Regions from separate parts of the Homo sapiens genome. Here region 2 is linked to region 1. A link is an interaction called in ENCODE POLR2A ChIA-PET data of the cell type or tissue named here. Cell type or tissue: OCI-LY7. All regions are shown on one strand. Each heading gives the region's core, and the rest is flanking DNA. Links, peaks and the distances in the headings are about the cores only. Region 1 overlaps NUDT15 (nudix hydrolase 15). Region 2 overlaps LOC105370198 (a long non-coding RNA gene).

The links. ChIA-PET counts read pairs that join two places held together with the same protein. Peaks named below come from ENCODE experiments on the same cell type or tissue, not always from the same donor. Only the 100,000 strongest peaks of a DNase experiment are listed, where the experiment ranks them.
Region 2: POLR2A ChIA-PET joins it to region 1 with 11 read pairs; 3 of 35 experiments call an interaction of 5 or more read pairs at or near these places.

The regions. Positions count from the first base shown.
Region 1 is chr13:48,041,133-48,051,842 of GRCh38, reverse strand. It overlaps NUDT15 (nudix hydrolase 15), which reads right to left. Exons shown (of 3, transcript NM_018283.4): 3 at 4,622-6,183. The coding sequence ends at 6,044. Among named protein-coding and RNA genes, the nearest start is that of NUDT15, 8.8 kb to the right of the region's middle. In OCI-LY7, for the core only: no CTCF peak of the experiment used is centred there; no DNase peak of the experiment used is centred there.
Region 2 is chr13:48,151,930-48,162,639 of GRCh38, reverse strand. The region is part of intron 4 of LOC105370198 (a long non-coding RNA gene); the gene reads left to right. Among named protein-coding and RNA genes, the nearest start is that of MED4, 62 kb to the right of the region's middle. RefSeq lists enhancers at 2,325-2,935, 5,906-6,025. In OCI-LY7, for the core only: no CTCF peak of the experiment used is centred there; a DNase peak (open chromatin) is centred at 5,949.

The DNA.
Region 1 (10,710 bases), core at 1,001-9,000:
GTACTGGCAGCCTTATCAGATGCATCAGACCTAAATCCTCAAATAATCAAAGCTGTGCTCAGCCACAGAAAATACCCTTCCAGAGTCACATGTGATCCCTGAAAGGTGAACATATTTCCTTTTCATTCACATGAATAGCACTTATGAAAACTACAATATTGATGTATACTTGTCTTCAGCCATTTTGAAGGAGGAGGCTGACTTGCGGGCATTTTATCTGCAGAATTTAACTTATTGCTTCACAAATGCATCAGAGGTGAATTCAACCCATTAGAAATTTAAACCATGCTATTCAAAAAGACAAAAATGGGCGGCTTTGGAAGAACACAACTTGTGACATGTCTCATTTAAGCCTAGGGCCTTATGAAATCAAGCGCTACCTCTGAAGTCAACATACAGTAGAAATGGTGTAAGGTGAGATATGTCAAGGTCCAATTGGGTGAGTCCAGGTTTCACAGAGGAAGGAACCTTGAACTAAGGTACGAAAAACTAGTAAGGATCTGTTAAGGCACATTGAAGGTGGGTGTCGCATTCAGTTCAGAAGGAGCTGCAGGCGCACTGGCAAGGAGGTAGGAACCAGCCTGTTGCACTGGATGAAGCACAAAGATGCTGAGAGTGCAGGGTGCAACAGCAGGGTGTGATATAATGAGAAAATTAGTCCAGGGAAATTAGGAAAGCTCATACGTCAGGTTAGGGATTTTATTCTACAGGTGATGGGAACTTCCAAAGACGTTTGGGAAGATGAGACATAACTAAATTTATGCTTTGAAAAGTCACTCCAGGAGTAATGTCAAAAATGAATTGGAGGGTTAAGATGGTAAGTTTTATGTTACGTGTATTTTACCACAAGAATAAAAATAAGCCATTCAGTTGATTGGCGGAGTAAAGCTGCAGGAAGAGTCTGGGGAAAAGGTGGCACGGGCCTGGCCTAGGGGAGAGGCAGGTGGGACCATGTGATGGGGGTGGATTCAAGAGACAAGAAACAGAATGGACAAGAAAGAGCAACTGCTGGATGCGGGGAAGGGAATCAAATTTGAGCAATTCAGCAGATGGTAGAGCCCTTCTCTGAGAAGAATAGGAGGAAGTTCAGTCTGAAACACAGCAAGCCAGAAGGATGTGGACAATCAAGTAGAGATGCCTGGTGTGCGGTGGGGCCTGGAGCTTAGAAACATCTGGGCTGTAGATAATATTGTTTGGGGAGTCATCCAAGAATAGGTAGAAAGTGAATCTATGAAGGAAAACAAAAAGTATCAAGTTATCAAAAATAAGTCTTGTTATCAAAAATAACAAGTATCAAGCCAAACTGAAGTTCGTGAAAAGTTTGGCTTACTTGCTACTATGTTGCTTTTGCCCACGAATTGATCTGATAAACAAAATGAAGAGTGATACATGATTGAATACAACGTTATTAACCAATATTATTATGCAAAAAGCCAAATATTTAAATATTTTATTTTTTGAGATAGGGTCTCACTCTGTCGCCCAGGCTGGAATGCAGTGGTGGGATCATAGCTCACTGTAGCCTCGATATCCTGGGCTCAAGCAATCCTCCCACCTCAGCCTCCCAAGGAGCTGGGACTACAGGCAAGCACCACCATGTCCCACCAACTCCACCACACCTAGCTAATCTTTAACTTTTTGTAGAGACAGGGTCTCACTATGTTGCTTATGCTGGTCTCAAACTCTTGTGCTCAAGTGATCCTCTGGCCTTGGCCTCCCAAAGTGTGGGGATTACACTGTGCCTGGCTATTTAAACATTTCTTTCTTTTCTGTTTTGAGACAGAGTCTCATTCTGTCCCCCAGGCTGGAGTGCAGTGGTGTGATCTTGGCTCACTGCAACCTCCTCCTCCCAGGTTCAAGCACTTATCCCGTCTCAGCCTCCTGAGTAGCTGAAACTACAGGTGCATACCACCACACCCGGCTAATTTTTCTATTTTCAGTTGTGACAGGGGTTCACAATATTGGCCAGGCTGGTCTTGAACTCCTGACCTCAGGTGATCCACCTGTCTCGGCCTCCCAAAGTGCTGGGATTACAGGCATGAGCCACTGTGCCTGGCCTATTTAAACATTTTGAACATGAAAATGAGAAAAAGTCTGGAATGGGAATTTAAGGAAGTGTGGTAGGTTTAACTGACAGTACAAATATTGTAAAGTCCTTATCATACGACTTGGCACACAATAGATGAAAAATTAGATGTTTTGGAGAACCTTAAGTATTAATTTATACTTTTAATTTATTGAAGTACATAAAATGGAAGATGTGGAACACAATGCACATTGTTACCTTTAATTTTCACTTTTTATAAAACTACTCAGCTGGGCGCGGTGGCTCATGCCTGTAATCATAGCACTTTGGGAGGCCGAGGCAGGCAGATCACCTGAGGTCGGAAGACCAGCCTGACTAACATGGAGAAACCCTATCTATACTGAAAATACAAAAACTAGCTGGACGTGGTGGTGGGCACCTGTAAACCCAAATAGGAAGCTGAGGCAGGAGCACTGCTTGAACGCGGGAGGCGGAGGTTGCGGTGAGCCGAGATCGTGCCTCTGCACTCCAGCCTGGGCAACAAGAGTGAAACTCCATCTCAAAAACAAAAAAACTACTCAAGTGCAGCACAGACATCTGCGTACAACATAAATAATTACTAAAAACAGAGGCAGCTTCAATATATGATTTTATGTTGAAAGAAGACTTTGGATGTCTTCTCTTATATGAATGATTCCCTGAGCTTGCTTTCTCCCACAATCTCCATTTATTGTGATCATTTCGTGCCACAAAGAAGAGACTATTTCACCTAAAAGTATTTGCCTTGTTTGGGAAGCTGGCAGTCAAGATAACAAAGAAGTGACTCCTCCAAGTGGATCGGAAAGAGGCCGAATTCACCTCAGGCTCCACTGGGAAGACTTTTGGTAAGGTGTTGCCAGAGTCAGTATAGGAGCACTTGCCTATCCTGGGACAGATGACACCTCAGGGTTGGTCCAGCAAATAGACGAAAAGATATTTCCCTCCCAGCAACCTGGCAGTAAAGTACACTTCCGGAACTCTAGCTGACATTTAGTTTTATGAGAATGTTGCTAGTCAGCTTTAGTTTTTTTTCTATTAAAGGCAATACTCAAACCATCCAGGCATTAACTGCTTTCTTAACAGTTCTAAATCCTGCTTCATTCATTGACTTATTTAAAGAAATATTTCCTAATTACTGAGTTGTCACTGAATGCCACCTGAGCACATTAAGTGCTGATGTACACACAATCCCCTTCTAATTAATATGGAATTCTTACCTTTTTACCTTTTCCTATGAATAAAACTCCTGGTTAGTTTTTTCTTTCCATTGAAACACATTTCATGTCAAGTTGGTTGAGTTAAAAAACAAACAAACAAACCTCACAAGCTTTCAATGAGTTTGTCATTGCCTTCCAAGTAGCTGGGACCACAGGCATGTGCCACCATGCCTGGCTAATTTTTAAATTATTCATAAAGACAGGGTCTCCCTGTGTTGCCCAGGCTGGTCTTGAGCTCCTGAACTCAAGCAATCCTCTCACCTCAGCCTCACAAAGTGCTGGGTTTACAGGTGTGAGCCACTGTGCCAGGCCTTGTGATGAGTTTTTGAAGCTATAAAATATCTGCATGGATAAGTACTAACATAAAGAGATATCTTAATGAATTACCAATGAACTGTAGTTGAGATAAACCTATGAAAGGATTTAATCCATAAGCTCGCCTGCTTTCTTATCAAGCTTCACATGTCTATCACTTAGGAGAAGCCAGGGACAGGGATTCAGTCAACTGAGGGACTGAATTTTACTGAAATTAAGTAAAATGAGGAAGCAAGCAACAGAAGGACATGGAATAATCAAATAGGAGTAGAAAAATTAGTGTGAAATTAATCCATATATCCAAAGAACAAGGCATACATACACACTTATTATATTTGAGCTCTTCAAACATTTCAAAATCATGCATCTAACATCAAAAATATGGGCAGGGCGTGGTGGTTCATGCCTGTAATCCCAGCACTTTGGGAGGCCAAGGTGGGCAGATCACTTGAGGTCAAGAGTTCGAGATCAACTGGGCAACATGGTGAAACCATCTCTACTAAAAATACAAAAATTAGCTGGGCGTGGTGGTGCATACCATACCTGTAATCCCAGGTACTCAGGAGGCCGAGGCAAGAGGATCCCTTGAGCCTGGGAGCTGGAGGTTGCAGTGAGCCGAGATTGCACCACTGCACTCCAGCCTGGTTGACAGAGTGAGACCCTGTCTCAGAAAAAAAAAGAAAATGAGATTTCTACATGACAAATTATACAATGTACATATATAATTTTGAAAAAGCAAACAAGAAAGAACTTAAAAAATGATACTCACTGGAAAAAGATTCCTTAGCAAGTATTATGATAGTACTGGGGTCTTTTGAAAGAGCAAAATTCAAAGGTAATCAACTCTAAGAGAAGCACAGGATTTCACAGAAGTGCGCTCAAAATTAAAAATGTGAGCTTTTGGCCTAATCTGGCAAAAATTTGGATCCCTTTGTACTCTTAAAAATTACCAAGGACCACAAAGAGATTTTGTTTTTGTATGGTTTTATCTAGAAATATTTATCATATAGAAATGAAAACTGAGAAATTTCTTAAAATTTTTATTAATCATTTGCAAGTAACAAGAACCAAGTATATATAAACACATAAAAACATTTTTGGCAAATAGCTAATTTTATTTTTTTCACATATTAAAACCCACTAAAAATAACCATTTTTCTAACTAACCACAACAAAAATTAGTGAGAAGAGTACTGCTGCTTTACATTTCTCCAAATCTCTTCAATGTCTGATGACAGACGAAAGCTGGAATCTTGTATCTGCTTTTGCATTCAGCCTATTACAATATCACACCAGATAGCCTCTTGAAAACTCCTCTGCATACTCATGAAAAAATGAGTGAAAAAGATAAATGATGGCTGGGCGTTGTGGCTCATACCTGTAATCCCAGCACTTTGGGAGGCTGAGATGGGCAGATCACTTGAGCTCAGGAGTTCCAGACCAGCCTGGCCAACATGGTGAAACCCCGTCTCCACTAAAAATACAAAAATTAGCCAGGTGTGGTGGTGGGTGCCTATAATCCCAGCTACTCGGGAAGCTGAGGTAGGAGAATTGCTTGAACCCAGGTGGCGGAGGCTGCAATGAGCTGAGATCGTGCCACTGCACTCCAATGTGGGCAACAGAGCAAGACTCCTTCTCAAATAAAAAAAAGGAAAAGCTATAAATAGTGAAATGATGTCTTAGTGTTATAAAAACAGCTTTGACCTAGAATACCCTTGAAAGGCTCTTGAGGCCCCCCCAGACCACACTTTGACAACCACTGCTCTAGACGAATCTCTTCATATATATGAATCTCTTCATATAAGGACCCTGGACCTCAGAAAGAGTAAGTGAGAAACTCAACATCACAGCCTATTAATAGCATGATACAGATATTAGATGGTTTGTCTCACTTCTCTTGGTTTAGATTCTCAATTGGAAACCTGGGAAATACACCCTAATGACCTGTCCTATTCCCTGTAAGTTGCAAAAATTGTCACAATATATTACCCTCTCCCCAACATTTCTTTAATAAAAGAGGTAATCAACAAATTTGGTAAATTTTGCAACAGCCATACTCTGTTTGAACCTAAACTACAATATTTGAATTCAGGTCTCTATTTGAACAGAAACACTAAGGCAAATTTGACTGCATCCTACTCCATGCAAGCTAGTAATGACAAACTGCACAGTAAATATCATAGGTAAATATGGAAAGCAGATTACCCATAATATCAGTATTTATCATGTATTCTGTGTCTGGAATACAATTCAATGACATATTTCAGAAAAATTTTCTCAAGTACTGGCTGAAAGAGTGGGGGATACATTAAGAGACTGCAAATAAACTGGCAATCACAAGAACTTTTTTAGATAAAATGGAGTTGTTCCGAAATGTATACATTTTTCATTCCCTAACCAGACCTTATTCTTGTCTTTTTAAAGAAAATCAAATCTTCTCGGCCACCTAGAGATGATTTCCTTTGTATCCCACCAGATGGTTCAGATCTTCTTTAAATGGATCATAGCCTTGTTCTTTTAAACAACGCAGTCCCCAGAAAAGCTGGTCCAGGGGAGGTAGTTCTTCCCAAGGAACCCACTCCCAACCTAGAAAAGAAAGATGCTAAATCAATTTATTTAGATAACAGAAAACAAAGGGTGTTTATTTGGGTAAGCTAACCTATATTTAGAAAAAATTAATTGAATTTAAAAATAACTTGCTACTAATAAACTCATAGTGATGCTTTGCATTTGCTTGGCTATACAAATATAATTTGCATGTAGAATGAAGGTCTTATGAAGAGAATGGTGGTCATTTAAAACATTGTGTTATTTGAATGTGAAGCCCAGTTTACAAAGGCTATGCCATGGTAAACCCAGATTTAGTATTAGTCAATGTTTATGTAAATATTTTTGTAAAAAATGCAAATAACGTTATATACTATAGGTTATACTACATTAAAATAAACCACTTCCTTCACCTATAAAATAAAGTAGATTACAAAGTTTCTAAGATATCCTCCATCTCTTAAAAAAGTAGAAAGCTGTGCAGAGGAAAATAAAATATTGTACCTTGGTATATTTTAAACAAATACAGAAGGAGATGATTTTTAAAAATCCATTGAAACAAAGATTTAACAGTGTCTATCAGTTATAAAGTACATGAAATTCTAGAAAAAGATTCTAGAGAATGGTGTTTCTTTCATGATTTAAATGTAAATAACATAGACGCACAGATGCTTATGACAAATACCTACATATTATATTAAGATACACACTCCATGTTCTAGTTTCTTTATGATCACCTGTTTTTACTATGTGTAAGCACTAAGTATCTTTCTGTCCATAAAATACAGGTATATAGGTACGTATTTTCACTTTGGGAATGCAGGGGCCGAAAATCCATGAAACTGGAATAAGTACAGGAAGAGTAACTGTGATCAGTAACTGTGACCATACACTAATGAGGTGGGGGCGGGAGGGGGAGAGGGAGGGCGGGAGAGGGAGAGAGAGAGAGCGAGAAAGAGAGACAGACAGACAGACACAGACAGACTGAGTACCCAACAATGTGGTGCAAGATGCTTAATTAACCAGGTCTCCAAAAACCCATCCATGAAGTTTACCCCATCCCCTAGAAAATGAAGTGTCTGGATGAGCCTCCGAACTATAATTAGATGGTTGGAGGAAAGATGCACTAAATAGTAAACTGAAGCAGGCTACCCAGATCCAAGGCCTGAGGAGCACGGGATAGAGAGACTGTGTCTTTATCCTAGAAATAAAACAAAGACCCACCAAGTCCTTGTACCTTGGCTAGGCTGCAGCTGGTTATCAGTGTAGTTGGTTATCAGGCTGCAACTGGGAATAAAGTGAACATAATTCCTGCTGTATTGTTACTAACAGATATAGAGCAATAAATGTTTTTGATCAAATCTGATTTGATGCTAGTAATCTTGGACCTTGTAAATCATACTGCTTTATTTGAGACTACTAGCAAGGTTCATGTCAGGGAGTTAACAAAATGAAAGTGAACAAATAAAAAAGTTACATAAATGAATTTTAAAAACCACAAAGCATGTAAAACTACTCCTAACTACTATATCCTAAGAGGAATAAAACAATACATATAGTTACATGGTTATAAAAACTCATGATTTAGTACTTAAAGTAGAATAGTAATCTTATGGAAGTTATTAAAAAGTAGGGCAGTCTAGTACTAAATGACAGCTTCACAGGAAGAGGTTGGCTTGTATGTTCATTCACTGGGTCCTTCCTTCCTTCAACATATTTTGAATTCTGATTATGAGTCAGACACTGTGTTTGGCAGGGAAGAGTTCAAAATGTATAAGCCAAAAGAACTGTTCTTTATAGATTCAAAGTTCAGTAAAAAAAATAATGAGCATAATTTGAAGTTGAGTTGAATTTGAGATGCCTTCTGAACATTAAGGGAAGATACTTAGAAAGCAACTGGAAACACAGGCCCGCAGCTCAGAGGAGTGAGATTCAAAATTATAACTTGCATCAGGATTCCCCAACTCAAATCCCTACAGAGGCTAGACAGGGCAAAAAGAGGACTGAAGAATGAGGAAGCACCCAGAGGTGGCTTGGTGAGAATGGTCAAATAAAGCTTGTGGGACAGTCAGTGACCTTGGTGTTTTCTCTATAGCACCTTCTCTAAAAATGAAGGCTTTCTATATCTGCTTCCTGTGAAGGATACTGAATTTAAAAAAAAACTATTCCATCATATTTGTCTCTTCTAGTCTCAGCTTTATTTGCCCATAGAAAAAAGAAAAATAAGAAAATGTTTAGTCCATTTCTTCTTTTTGAGACAGGGTCTCACTCTGTCGCTGCTCAGGCTGGACAGCAGTGGTGCAATCATAGCTTACTGCAGCCTTGATCTCCCAGGCTCACATGATCCTTCCATCTCAGCCTCCCAAGTAGCTGGGATTACAGGCATGTGCCACCACTCTGGCTAACATTTTTAGTTTTGTAGAGACAGGGTCTCACTATGTTGCCCAGTATATGTGTGTACATCCCTTTGTCAGAGACCCTTCCTAACCACCCTATCTGATACAGCACTCATATATCCCTTTCTTACACAGCTTTATTGCTCTTTTTAGTCCTTATTGCTACTATCATAAAATATCTGTAATCTGTCATTTCCCCCGCCCACTAAAATGTAAAGTCCAAGAGGGCAGGGACTTTGTTCTACGCACCATTGTTTCTTTAGTGCCTAGAACAGTGTCTCAATACTCAAAACACTGTACTCAATAGGTATCTGTTGAATGAAAAGATTCTTCCCTATTAGAGAAGAAATTAAATGTTTAGAGGGGAGGTTCAATACATAAGACCACTTGGATAAAGTTTCATATGGCAAGGAATATATTCAAAAAGTTTGATATTTTTCTCTTTAGTTCCTTTTCTGACTGTTTTATGAGAATTTGAGGAGAGATGGTAAACAGAAAACCCTTAGAACAATGCTTAGCACACGGTAAATAAACTTTCAGTGCACTCAATTCAACATAGAGGGTAACAGATAATGAAACCACCTTTGCAATATTATAACAGTGAGAGATATCTAACAAAGCTGACTCCACCTTGCTTCTAACCTCACAAACTGTCTCCTCATTTCTACACACAGGCCAACCTAACTATGGGAGGAATTTAGTTTACAGTTTAACTTTAAAGCAAGGATGGTAATAGTCCTTTCCCAAAACTAACCCCCTCCTTGTTAAGGGACCAAAGCTGCTTTTGTAGAACTAATAAAAGGCCACAAGGTTAAAATTATGGTAAGGGCCAGAACTCTATTAATAAAGATGTAGGCATAGTTAAACTCTAACCAGGCATCATTTTATAACTTGCTTTTTTGTAACTGCTTACTGCTCAGGAAGCATGTAGCCCGTGGTCAAAAGATTTATAACTTTCCTATTTACACCTACAGATGACATTGCTATTGTAAAACCTAAGACTAGTGTTTGAGATATTTTTCAGACTTTGCATTCTAATGGACCAACTGGTACCACCCAAATCGGTAAGCCACACAAAGAAACTGACTCAAGTGGTCCTGTGAACCCCCCATCGAGGAACTGACTCAGCACAAGAAGACAGTTTTGACATCCGTATGGTTTTATCCCCAACCCAACAAAGCAGCATTTCTCATTCCCTAGCCCCTTGCTTGTCAAACCATCCTTGAAAAACCCTAGCCTCTGAATTCTCTATGGGTAGGATTTAAGAATTATCTCCCGTCCTCCTCATGCAGCTGCCCTGTGATTATTAAACTCTTTCTCTGCTACAACTCCTACTGTCTCAGGGTACTGGCTTTTTCTGGGTGGCAGGCAAGAAGAACCCAACTGCTGTGAAACAATAATTGTTTTATCAGTGTAATTATTTACCGTAAATGGATGGTATTAACTCTCCTGCGCAGGTGAGAAAACTGAGTAAAACAGATAAAATATTTTCCTTAAAATTACTGCCTGAAACAAAATTAAACAATAACAATAAAACTTACTGTGTTCACGAGGTTCTTCGTATGTAAATCCTTACAAGAATCCATCCAAGGTACTTATTATTATCACGGATAAGAAAAGAGGCCCAGGCATGAAATAATTTGCCCAAGGTCACAAAGCTCTAAGAACCAGGACACAAACACAGTCTGGTTCCTCATGGTCCAAATATATTTACCTATCTATATCTCTATATTACATCTCTACATTCATATATCTTAGGCTATTTGGACTGCTATAACAGAATACTTCAGACTACATGGCTTATGAGCAACAGAAATTTATTTCTCAACAGTTCTAGAGACTGGGAAGTCCAAGATCAAGACACTGGCAGATTCCATATCTGGGGAGGGCCCACTTCCAGGTTCACAGACAACGATCTTCTCTCTGTATCTTTACATCATGGAAGGGGTCAGGGGTCTCTTTTATAAGGGCATGAATCCCATTCATTATCTTATGATCTAATCACCTCCCAAGGGCCCCAACCTCCTAAAACCTCGTCATGGGAGTTAGGATTTCTACATAGAATTTTGGGGGAACACAAGCATTCAGACAATAGCATTCTCTTCATATGGCAACATACTGTAATATTCCTCCAGACCACTTGCTCTCCTGAAAGAAAAATGCATGATTA
Region 2 (10,710 bases), core at 1,562-9,561, 110 kb before region 1:
GTAACTGGGCTTTATACAAATGAGAAATTTCCCTGTCTTTGGTGAGTGGCAGCAGAAGCATATAGCTACCTGCTTAAAACGATAGATGTCTATGTGTGCTTTAATCTCTTATTAAGCATTCTGTGTGTGGGGAGAGTGGAACAGGGAGCACAGGTTGTTATGACACTTGAGAAACTGAGTTACACAATTCATTGATTTTTTTTTTTTTGATGGGGAGATTATACAAATCAGAGAAGGAATCAAATATAGAAAAAGCTCTTTTTTGCGCCTCTGCTTTCAGTTGCATGGTTAGTTCCTCCTGTTATCAAGAAGTTCCTTGTTTATTTCTTGATGGGGTAGCATAAGTTTTGCTATTAACTATCACCACACAAAACAAAAATGAGCACAGTGAAAAATACATTAAATATTTCATATGAAAGAAAGTAAAGTTCCTAGCCATAAAATAAAACATTTTGGTCATTGTTTTGGAGGATGGAGAATATCATCTTGACCAAAGCTAATCTTGGCATCAGCATCTGTAGCTAGTGGAAACATCAACAGTCATTGTTTATGAGGGGAGAGAGGAAAGGAAAAAGGAGGAACTGCAGATAGCTGACAGAGTGACCGGAGGTTGTGGCTCTGTCACAAGCTGGTCTCCGGAAATGGTCTAGGCCCGGGAGATGAGGGCTTCTTTGGTTGGAGGAAGTAAGTGGCCAGGGCAGTGTGTTCATTATGGGCTTCACCTTCTCCATGGGGTGCTGAGCAACTGAGCAGAGCTGGGAGGTCGGCGAGGCTGCCTGTTGGAGCTCATGGAGGCATCCCACCTAGAGGAGAAGAGGGCTTGGCCAGCTGAAGCTTGAAAATATCAGTAACTTTGTCTTCCAAACTACACCTAGCAACCCAGAGAATCTGGAGTGACTTACTTCCCCCCTTCTTTTGTCCACACACTCTGCTTTCTTGGCTTGTAGTGGCTTCTTTACCCTTTGTGGGGTCCTTGGTGTTAATTTTCATTTGATTTCACCTGTATGTATTGAAGTGGGGAAAAGGAGGCCAACAGGCAGAAGAGGTACATTATGGTTGTCCCAACTCTACAGAATAACCCTGGGCCCCATGTGCCCTCCCCACCTGAGGAAATCTTACAGAGGGCATGAGCAGAGAGCAACCTGTGGGGTCTTTGCTGCTGCCCCAGGGTGGACTGTTAACCAGGGCTCACTGGTCAGGGCTGATTTTAACTTGTTCTTTGCCAGTTTGAGAAGGAGGGGGATCTTGTCCTTGGTCTTGTTTTTTCAAACCCCCAACTCACCCTTATTATCCTCTGACACTCTTTAGGTGGCCCTGTGGCTCTCAGCACCTGATCAATGATCCCTTCACTCTTAACATCATGAAACAGAGGGAAGACCCTTTTTCCCCTGTCATGGCTGCTAAGCCCATTGAGTAAAAAAGTCCAGCTCACTGACACGACTCTATTCTCAAGTAAAATATTAAACCTATTGAAAACCAAAATGAGTGATTGAAGCATAAGATTCAAATCATCCAGGTTTTGAGCCAGTGTGAGGGCGTGCCCGGGAAAAAAACATGAGTCACAGAAGCATCTGTGGCTGTTTTTTCCAAAGAGATTCTCAGGAGGTTTAGTATTTATTCATTTTCCTTTAAAAGGGGTGGAGGAGGGGTGACAGTGAGACCAATGAGAATGTATTTGTGAGACTTAACTAGTGCCCCCAAAATCTACATTTTACACAAGGTAAGGCCAGCATTGAAGAAAAAGGGAATAGAGGAAGCAGAGGTCTTGGGGAGTGATGAAGGAACCATTAACCTCATCTTGTCTTTGTACTGTGTCTGGGAAGACAAGCTAGTAGTCTGTTGAAAGGGCTGGTTTCTGTTTAGACCTTCGAGAAGGAAACCTAATGACTTTTATCGAGGGAGGAGGTGTCAGACTGTGGCCATGAATTCAGCTTCCAAGGTTTCTTTGGGGCTCCTTTGGCCAAGAGAGGGTCCATTCAGTCAGTTGGGGGCTTAGAATTTTATTTCTCACCATGTTGTGTAAAGAAAGTACTAAATTATTAAGTACATATAAGACAAATATGATTGCATTCCTAGTATGTCTGTGTCTTGAGGGGTAGGAGAAAAAGGAGAAAGAGAATGTAATTGTAGAGAAACCAAGGAGAAAAGAACGAGACAAGATATAGGAAGGGGCCATGGATTCAGTGGAGGAAGGTGACAGTGTTTACTCCTGTATAGCCGCCCTCCCTTTTGACATGCCAAAATTTAAAAAGCCCAACTATTTACAGTTTTCCATTTTGCTTCCATCTTTAACTATAAAGGGTCAGTTCTGATTGAGGTAGCCAAACTGTCGCCACAGTGGAAATCATTTTCTAACCTGGAAAAGCAAGAACTTAAGTTAACTACATCAGGGTCCCATCAGAAGCCAGAGAACTGGAGAACCCATCTATTGCCTGAAGGTCATGGTTGTAGTGAGGACTAGGGGTACAAACTATGCATGTCTATGCCACCAGGAATCTGTATTTGAAGGTCATCTCAAGGATTCTGATACTAGTGAAAATTATTGGCAGGTCTCATAAATATTTGCATTTCAATACAGACCTCTTAAATGCCAAGTCTCCTGCAGTTCACAAAGGAATGAGTCACTAATGGTTAAACTTCAGGCGCCACTACAAGTAGAGATTTGTTTCTCGGGGTGAGGAGGAGGAAAACTTTTTCTAGTTTTTTTCGAATAATTTTTTTTTCTTTTTTAAGTTTTAACTCTGCCATAAGCCAGAGATGCTCTCCCTTAAGAGATCCTTTCTGGAAATATTTATGTCAAAACACCTTCTCCCTATTTTTCACCTCCTTTCTGACCTTGTACATATGCTAAGTGCTGCTTATTCAGTACTTGCTGCTGGGAAAAGGGAGAGGTTGTAGGGGATGGGGCCTCCCTCTCTTCAGTTATTACCAGCTTCTCTGGCTCCCATTTCTGCAGGGTGACAGGGAGGGTCCCACCCACTGTGACTAATGCCCCTGGTGAAGCACTTAATTGCTGCCCCCTGAAGCATCTAGTGGCCCATGTGCTACACCCCCACTCTGAGGATGATCCATAAACTCCTGCTGCTGCAGGGGGTGTTTTGCTGCAGGGGGAGTTTTGGTTTTGGGGATGAAGGTGGAGAATGAGTCACTTTCCATTCATTTTCTAGAACCTTCTACAGCAGAGTGCCTTTAGAGAGTTGGGTAATGTAGCCTCTCCTAGTTAATAAAGCCAATGACAATTTCATGCCTAAGAACGTCATTGGTTTGAGGGCAATGATTTGCATTTAATGAAAATAATAATTTTCCACAGCCTCTGAAAAACACAATTTGGCTTCACTGTAGTAGAAAGTGCTTACTTTCTTTCACACCAGCCCAATGAAGTTTTCAAAGTTCAGAAAACTTTCCTCACTAGCAGTGGATTAATAATTGCAGGTGGAAATGTCTTTGTCAGTGGGGTTGAGGTAACCAGCATGTAGAAGATTCTTGCCACCTAAAGCAAGAGGAACTGGTTTTCTGTGACCGGTTTTGTAACACCAGTGGGAAAGCTCCACAGCTGGTTTGTTCTGGATTTTCATGCCTGCCTCCTTCTCAGTCCTCACCTTCTGTCAACCATCTCTCCCTTGGTTTCAATTCCAGAAATGCAATCTTCCTGACATGGCTCTTCTCTGACAACCTGGGTACCCCGCTGCCTCTGGCCGCACCTTGCTTCTAAGACAAATAAGGAACTTTAATTTGGGCTCCCGAGTGGAAATAACAGATAGTTATCAAGAACAGAGGGCTCAGGCTGGGTGTGGTGGCTCATGCCTGTAATCCCACTTTGGGAGGCCATGGCAGGTGGATCACCTGAGATCAGGAGTTGGAGACAAGCCTGACTAACATGGTGAAACCCCGTCTCTACTAAAAATACAAAATTAGCCGGGCATGGTGGCACATGCCTGTAATCCCAGCTACTTGGGAGGCTGAGGCAGGAGAAGTGAGCCAAGATCATGCCATTGCACTCCAGCCTGGGCAACAAGAACGAAACTCTGTCTCAAAAAAAAAAAAAAAAGTAGAAGAACAGAGGGCTCTTGCTTGGGCTTGCTCAGAAAATCCCCACTTCAGAGGAGGGTGCAGCTGTCACTCCAGCTTCCTGGTTATGCATCCCTTGTCAAATTAACAGGAAGTTTAATTCTATTAAATATTAATCCTTGTCCTGAAGGCCTTGGTTGCTTTAGTAGAGAGAATTGAGGGTAGAAGGTGAAAGAAAAGAGAAAGGGAAAGAGCATGTAGAAGGCAAACAGAGGAAGAGAGATGAAGTCAGGGAGGATCAGAAGGTAGAGGGAAGAGAATATGAGGGAGAGGATGGCAGTTCAGCAGGTTAGTGGGGGAGTTTCTGATCTCACCACCTGCTCTTTGCCGATCAGCTCTCTTGCCACTGTTCCTGGCTCTGTCAGAGCTTTCATTCTTATTTTCTCGGAAAAAAATACATAATTACACAGTGAAGAAAGTCAGGTTAAAAATGGCATGTACAGTATGATTCCCTTTTATATTTATTTATTTATATATATATTTTGAGATGGAGTTTCACTCTTGTCTCCCAGGCTGGAGTGCAATGGCACGATCTCGGCTCACTGTAACCTCCTCCTCCTGGGTTCAAGCAATTCTCCTGCCTCAGCCTCTGGAGTACCTGGGATTACCGGCATCTGCCACCATGCCCTGCTAATTTTTGTATTTTTAGTAGAGACGGGGTTTCACCATGTCGGCCAGGCTGGTCTCAAACTCCTGATCTCAGGTGATCTGCCCACCTCGGCCTCCCAAAGTGCTGGTATTACACACGTGAGTCACTGCCCCCGGCCGATTCCCTTTTAAATACATGTTTGCATAAATATATTGAAAGCTATGAGTAAACATTTTCATTATTTTGGAATGGTAGAATTATGAATTCATTTTTATTTTCTTCTTTTTTGCTTATCTATATTTTCTATAATGAATATCTATGCATATAATAGTAAAGTTCAAGTTATATTAAAAGTGAGGGGAGGCCAGGCATGTTGGCTTATACTTGTGATCCCAGCACCTTGGGAGGCTGAGGCAGGAGGATCATTTGAGAGCAGCCTGCGCAACTTAGAGAGCTCTCCATCTCAAAAAATAATAATAATAATAAATTAATAAAATAGAAAGGAAAGGACAGAGTCAGAGGAAGAAAAATATGGAGTTGGGAGGAGAGCACAATGTTTTTTGAGGCACATGATGATCCAGATAATCTGTTGAACTATACATTTCCCAGAGTTAATTGACTGATCTTTGCATTCAGTAGCCATTTGACTACTATGTTCAGTGTTTTAGGGATTCTAATTTTTTTTTTTTTTTGAGATGGAGTCTGGCTCTGTCGCCCAGGCTGAAGTACAGTGGCGCGATCTTGGCTCACTGCAACCTCTGCCTCCCGGGTTCAAGCAATTCCCCTGCCTCAGCCTCCCGAGTAGCTGGGATTACAGGCACCCGCCACCACACTGGGCTAATTTTTGTATTTTAGTAAAGACGGAGCTTCACCATGTTGGTCAGGATGGTCTCGAACTCCTGACCTCATGATCCGCCCGCCTCGGCTTCCCAAAGTGCTGGGATTACAGGCGTGAACCACTGCACCTGGCCTTTAGGGGTTCTAATTCTTGTATCTTTAGAATTGTATTTTTAAACCAAAGGTGCACATGGGAATCAGCAGGGAAACTTTTTCAAAATGTCCTTGCTAGTGTTTTAGAATTTTGCTCCTGGTTTAGCTAAAACCAGGTTCTTGTCACATGACCAAGAAAATTAGGCACGTGGACACATTGAAGGGTGAATAGAGCAGGATTTTATTGGGTGAAAAGGGAAAAATGAAAAAAAACCTCAGCAAAGCGAAAACAGGCTCCCCACTTCACAGATTGAATCCCAGGGCTCCTCCCCCTGCCTGTGACTCCACCCTGCTCCCCCAGGGCTCATGTGGGCATGCTCAGACAAGGCCCTGGGCAAGTTCCTTCGTCTGCACAAAAACATCTGATGTAAACACCTGTGGGGAGGGTTAGAGATTCTCCGGGGACCCCTTTTTATCTGCCTTGGCGTTTGGCTGTCTCATTAGGGCCTTACCCTCAGAAGTTCTGATTCAGAATGCCTCGGTAGGGTCTGAGTAGGAGTCTTTCAAAAACCTTGTCTAAGTGTTTGGATATTCATCGTGGTGGAAAATTCCATGGTGTTTAAGATGATCCACTGAGGTACTCAAGGAAAATATTAGAACTTCTAATTTTATTTTCTATTGCATCCTCTAAAAAAATCTCTACTTATTTGGATGTTAGTATTGTACTGATATTGATATGACATGTATAACCTGCAAATAAATACATTTACATATTTGAGGGTATGCTGAAATGTTTTTCTTATAAGGATGTACAATCAAAAAATTAGGAAACAACTAATGGCTTCAGAAGATTCATTATAAGTGGGATAACTCGTGTGCAACTGAATTGAAAACTCTTCTCTGGGCTGAGGTAACAATAACCTAAGAAATTTCACACAACGGATGATGACTCATTGTGACCTACTTCATTTCCTGCTTATAGCTGTATTATTTTTTATTGGTCTTGTGTCACAATTTGTGGGTACATTACCTTCTCCATGTCAGCCACAGCTGTCTCCTTTGTAAATATACATGCACATACATGCAGATACATGCAGATATGACAGAGCTCAGCACTTGGGAACCACTCAAAGCCTTAAAGGCTGATCATTATTTTGCAGTTTTTACATGCTATACTCTCATAGCTGCTTTGAAAAAAATGAACTAGATTATCTTAAAAAGCAAAACAATTCTTGCCAGGCACTTGGCTCACGCCTGTAATCCCAGCACCTTGGGAGGCTGAGGTGGGCGGATCACAAGGTCAAGAGTTTGAGACCAGCCTGACCAACATAATGAAACCCCGTCTCTACTAAAAATACAAAAATTAGCTGGGTGTGGTGGCACACACCTGTAATCCCAGCTACTCAGGAGGCTGAAGCAGGAGAATCGAAGCAGGAGAATCGCTTGAACCCGGCAGGGGGAAGTTGCAGTAAGCTGAGATTGCGCCATTGCACTCCAGCCTGGGTAACAGAGAGAAACTCCATCTCAAAAAAAAAAAAAAAAAAAAATGTGAAACAATTTGCGATAATTAATAGTTTGTAACTAAAACATTGATTAAACAATAAAACAACAGAAAAAATTAAAGAGTGATAAGTAAATCTCCCAACTTCCAGGTGCAGATGGAGAACAAAACACACACACAGACACACACATCTGGCCTTCAGGGTTGCTATTGAGAAGTCTGATGCCATTCTGATTTGTCATCCTTTAGGTAGGACTTGTTTGCTCCTCCTCTTTGGAAGCCTGTAGCATCTGTTCTTTGTCCTCACTGTTTTGAGCTATCACACTGGTGTGCCTTAGTGTGGGTCTATTCTCTTTGTGCTGGCATTTGGCATTTTTTATCTTTCTGATAAAAAGGGAAGAAATGATAGCAACAACATTTTTTTTCAACTCCCCATAGCAACAATATTTTGAAAGCTAGAAAGTAAGAAGTGTGGCCAACAATACAACAGACCTAGGAAAACTGAATCCTAAGTCAGCAGTGAGGAAATTTGAGAAACCAACCAGAATCCCACAAAGGCTCAGGAATTGGCAGCGCCAGGTTCCTGGAAGTGATGTGGGGCCTCCTAAAACTAGGAGTGGTTCAAAGTCTGTTTAGGAAGCAGTTTGACTCTCAGGTCCCTCCCCTCTCTGCACAACCAGGCCGGTAGCCTGTCCGCACCGCAGAGTCTATAACAGAAGGTCCACAGATAGGAGGACACTGGGCAGAGATGAGGGCTGGGTGCTGTGCTGGAAACCGAGAAATTAAGTGGACAGACACTGAGACCCACTGCTCTTTCCCCAGTGAGCTCCCATGATGTGGTGGCCAGAATTATATCCTTTGAGCATGAGCCCGGAAGAGTCTTCTAAGGGGAATTTGATCTCCCCAAGAGTGAAAATTTAAAGGCAGTGCTGTGTGGGTCCTTTAGCCAGATAACCCAGCCAGAACGTGTCGTGGAGCCTCTGGCCAACAAGGCCCTATTGGTTCAAAATATCTACTCAGCTTTTTAGCTCCATTCTTAAATATTAACAGATAATCAAGGTTTAACAGGCACTGAGGAAAACCTCTCACATGAAAAACAGAGACCAAGATGAATAGGAAAAAGCAACTTCAAGGAAAGAGAGACTGTACAGGTTGAAGAAAATGTCAAATATCCTCTGATTAATATCCTCAGAGGTAAGACATATAACCATCAAAAAGGAATATAACATTAGTAAAAGGAGCATTCAGGGAACACATAAGAGCTCTTGGAAATTAGAAATATGATAACAAAATTAAAAATTCAATAAGAGTTAGAAAATAAAGAAAAGCAAATCTCTCTGAAATTAGAGCAAAAGAGAAAACAGAAGGACAAACGAAAGGAAATACAAGAAAATCAGGAAAATATAGCTGGGCTTGGTGGCAGGCACCTGTAATCCCAGCTACTTGGGAGGCTGAGGCATGAGAGTTGCTTGAACCTGGGAGGCAGACGTTGCAGTGAGCCGAGATTGCACCACTGCACTCCAGCCTGGGCGACAGAGCGAGACTCTGTCTCAAAAAAAAAAAAAAAAAAAAAGAAAGGAAAATCAGGAAAACAGAACAGAAGGTTTAATATTGCAAATAGGATTTCCAAAAAGAGTGAACAGAGAAACCAGAGGAGTGAAAGTCATTAAAGAAATAATTTCCCACAACTAACAAGCATGCATTTTTGGAATGAAAGGGCCACCAAATGCCAGCACAAAGAGAATAGACTGACGCTAAGGCACACCAGTGTGATATCTCAAAACAGTGAGGACAAAGAACAGGTGCTACAGGCTTCCAAAGAGGAGGAGCAAACAAGTCCTACCTAAAGGATGACAAATCAGAATGGCATCAGACTTCTCAATAGCAACCCTGAAGGCCAGATTGGAATGGCTTTCAAAATTCTCAAGAAAAATTGTTTCCACTCTAGAATTCTATACTTGGCCCAAAGAATCCATCAAGTGTCAGAGTAGAGTAAAAATAAACATTTTCTGACATCCAACTTCTCGAGAATTTATATTCCATGTCCCTGCCTTAGGATGTCCCCAAACATATGTCAAAATAATAAACTAAGAAAGAGGACTCTGAAGTTTAAACAGGAACAAGGCAAGAGAATCTCTGGGATGCTGGTGAAGGGAGATTCCAAGATGAGAGCTATGTCTCAGGTGCGGGTTAGAGCATATTCTATAAGGCTATGGGAGAGTTTTTTTTAGGAGACTGGTGAAATTATTAGACTATCTGAAAATTCTGAATGCCTTGACAGCAGACATAGACCAATAGAAAATATAAATACTGTACACAGAAAATGAAGCAAACGAAAACCAAAACAGTTATTAGCTCCAGGAGCAACCCTGTCTCAAAGAAAAAAAAGGTGTTCAGAAAAGAGAAAGTGGTCATAGTTTACTATATGGCTTAGCTGTGACTATTGCTCTAACATACACATTGAACATTCACGTTACCAGCATTACAACATAATTCTGTTGGAAGGATGGGAGATGGGGAAGGATAAGTGTATCCCACTGGGACAGCAGGAGGAAAGACACCAAATCCTAATCTTCTACCCATTATCTATAGATAATGGCTATAGTTGAAAAATCAAGGAACAGTATTTCAAGCATGTTAATGTAGACACCTGAAAGTAAATACCAAAAGAATTATCTAAAAGGTTAAAGTGTAGAAAATGGGGAGGAGAGATTAAAGGACTGCTATTTTTTTTAATAACAAGACTTGTTTGACATTTTGGATTAAAGGCATGTATAACTCTGGGAGGAAAAGAGGAAAACAAAAATAGGATCTATTAAAATTGTATTTAGGAAAAAAAACAAGTAAATCTCTTTTCCTCTCTGGATTCCAACTCTCCTGGCCCAGATCACTAGAGACCCTCACTGTTCTTGGTGTGTCCTTCCAAAAATATCCTATGGGGGTCCACTTAGGATTGCTTCATAAACTGCAGGGCTGAATGGATCTTGTGAGCCACCATGGACTTTTGAAGTTGAGACATCTGGGCCACTAGCCTCATGTTTTCAGGCTCCCCATACATTAACAAAGGAAACGATGCAAAAATGAAATTATTAAACTGGCATGCTTTGCATGTTTTTACATTAACAAACACCTTATCAGATATTGAGAGATGTCAGGAGTCTAAATTTCAGGACATATGTGAATGGAGGCCCACGCCAGTGGCCCTCCTGCATCCCCTCACACCCCCTACTCTGCAGCACTGACCTTGTCTCTGGACACTTTTCTAATTTTGCAAGGTCTTCCCCAGCCCTGCCAGTTATTGTGCTGTGTCCTTCCCTGTTACAGACGGTATATTATCCTGCATTTGCCTTCTCTGAACTGCATTCAACTCCCAGCAACTCATCTGGCACCTCCTCAGTCTGCTGTCACCTGCCCTGAGAATCAATAAACTGTCCGTCCTAACAACCCTCATTAGTGAATTAAAATGCCCTCCTCCTCCTGTTTTCCATTTGGTGCCACATTCACATTGAATTCACATGCTGGCCATTCCATGCTGCAGGTCACAGAATGAGAATCTTCATCACCTGTGTTCTGTCCTCCCAGATTAATGATAACCCACCGGTACTCATTCTCTAGGAATGCA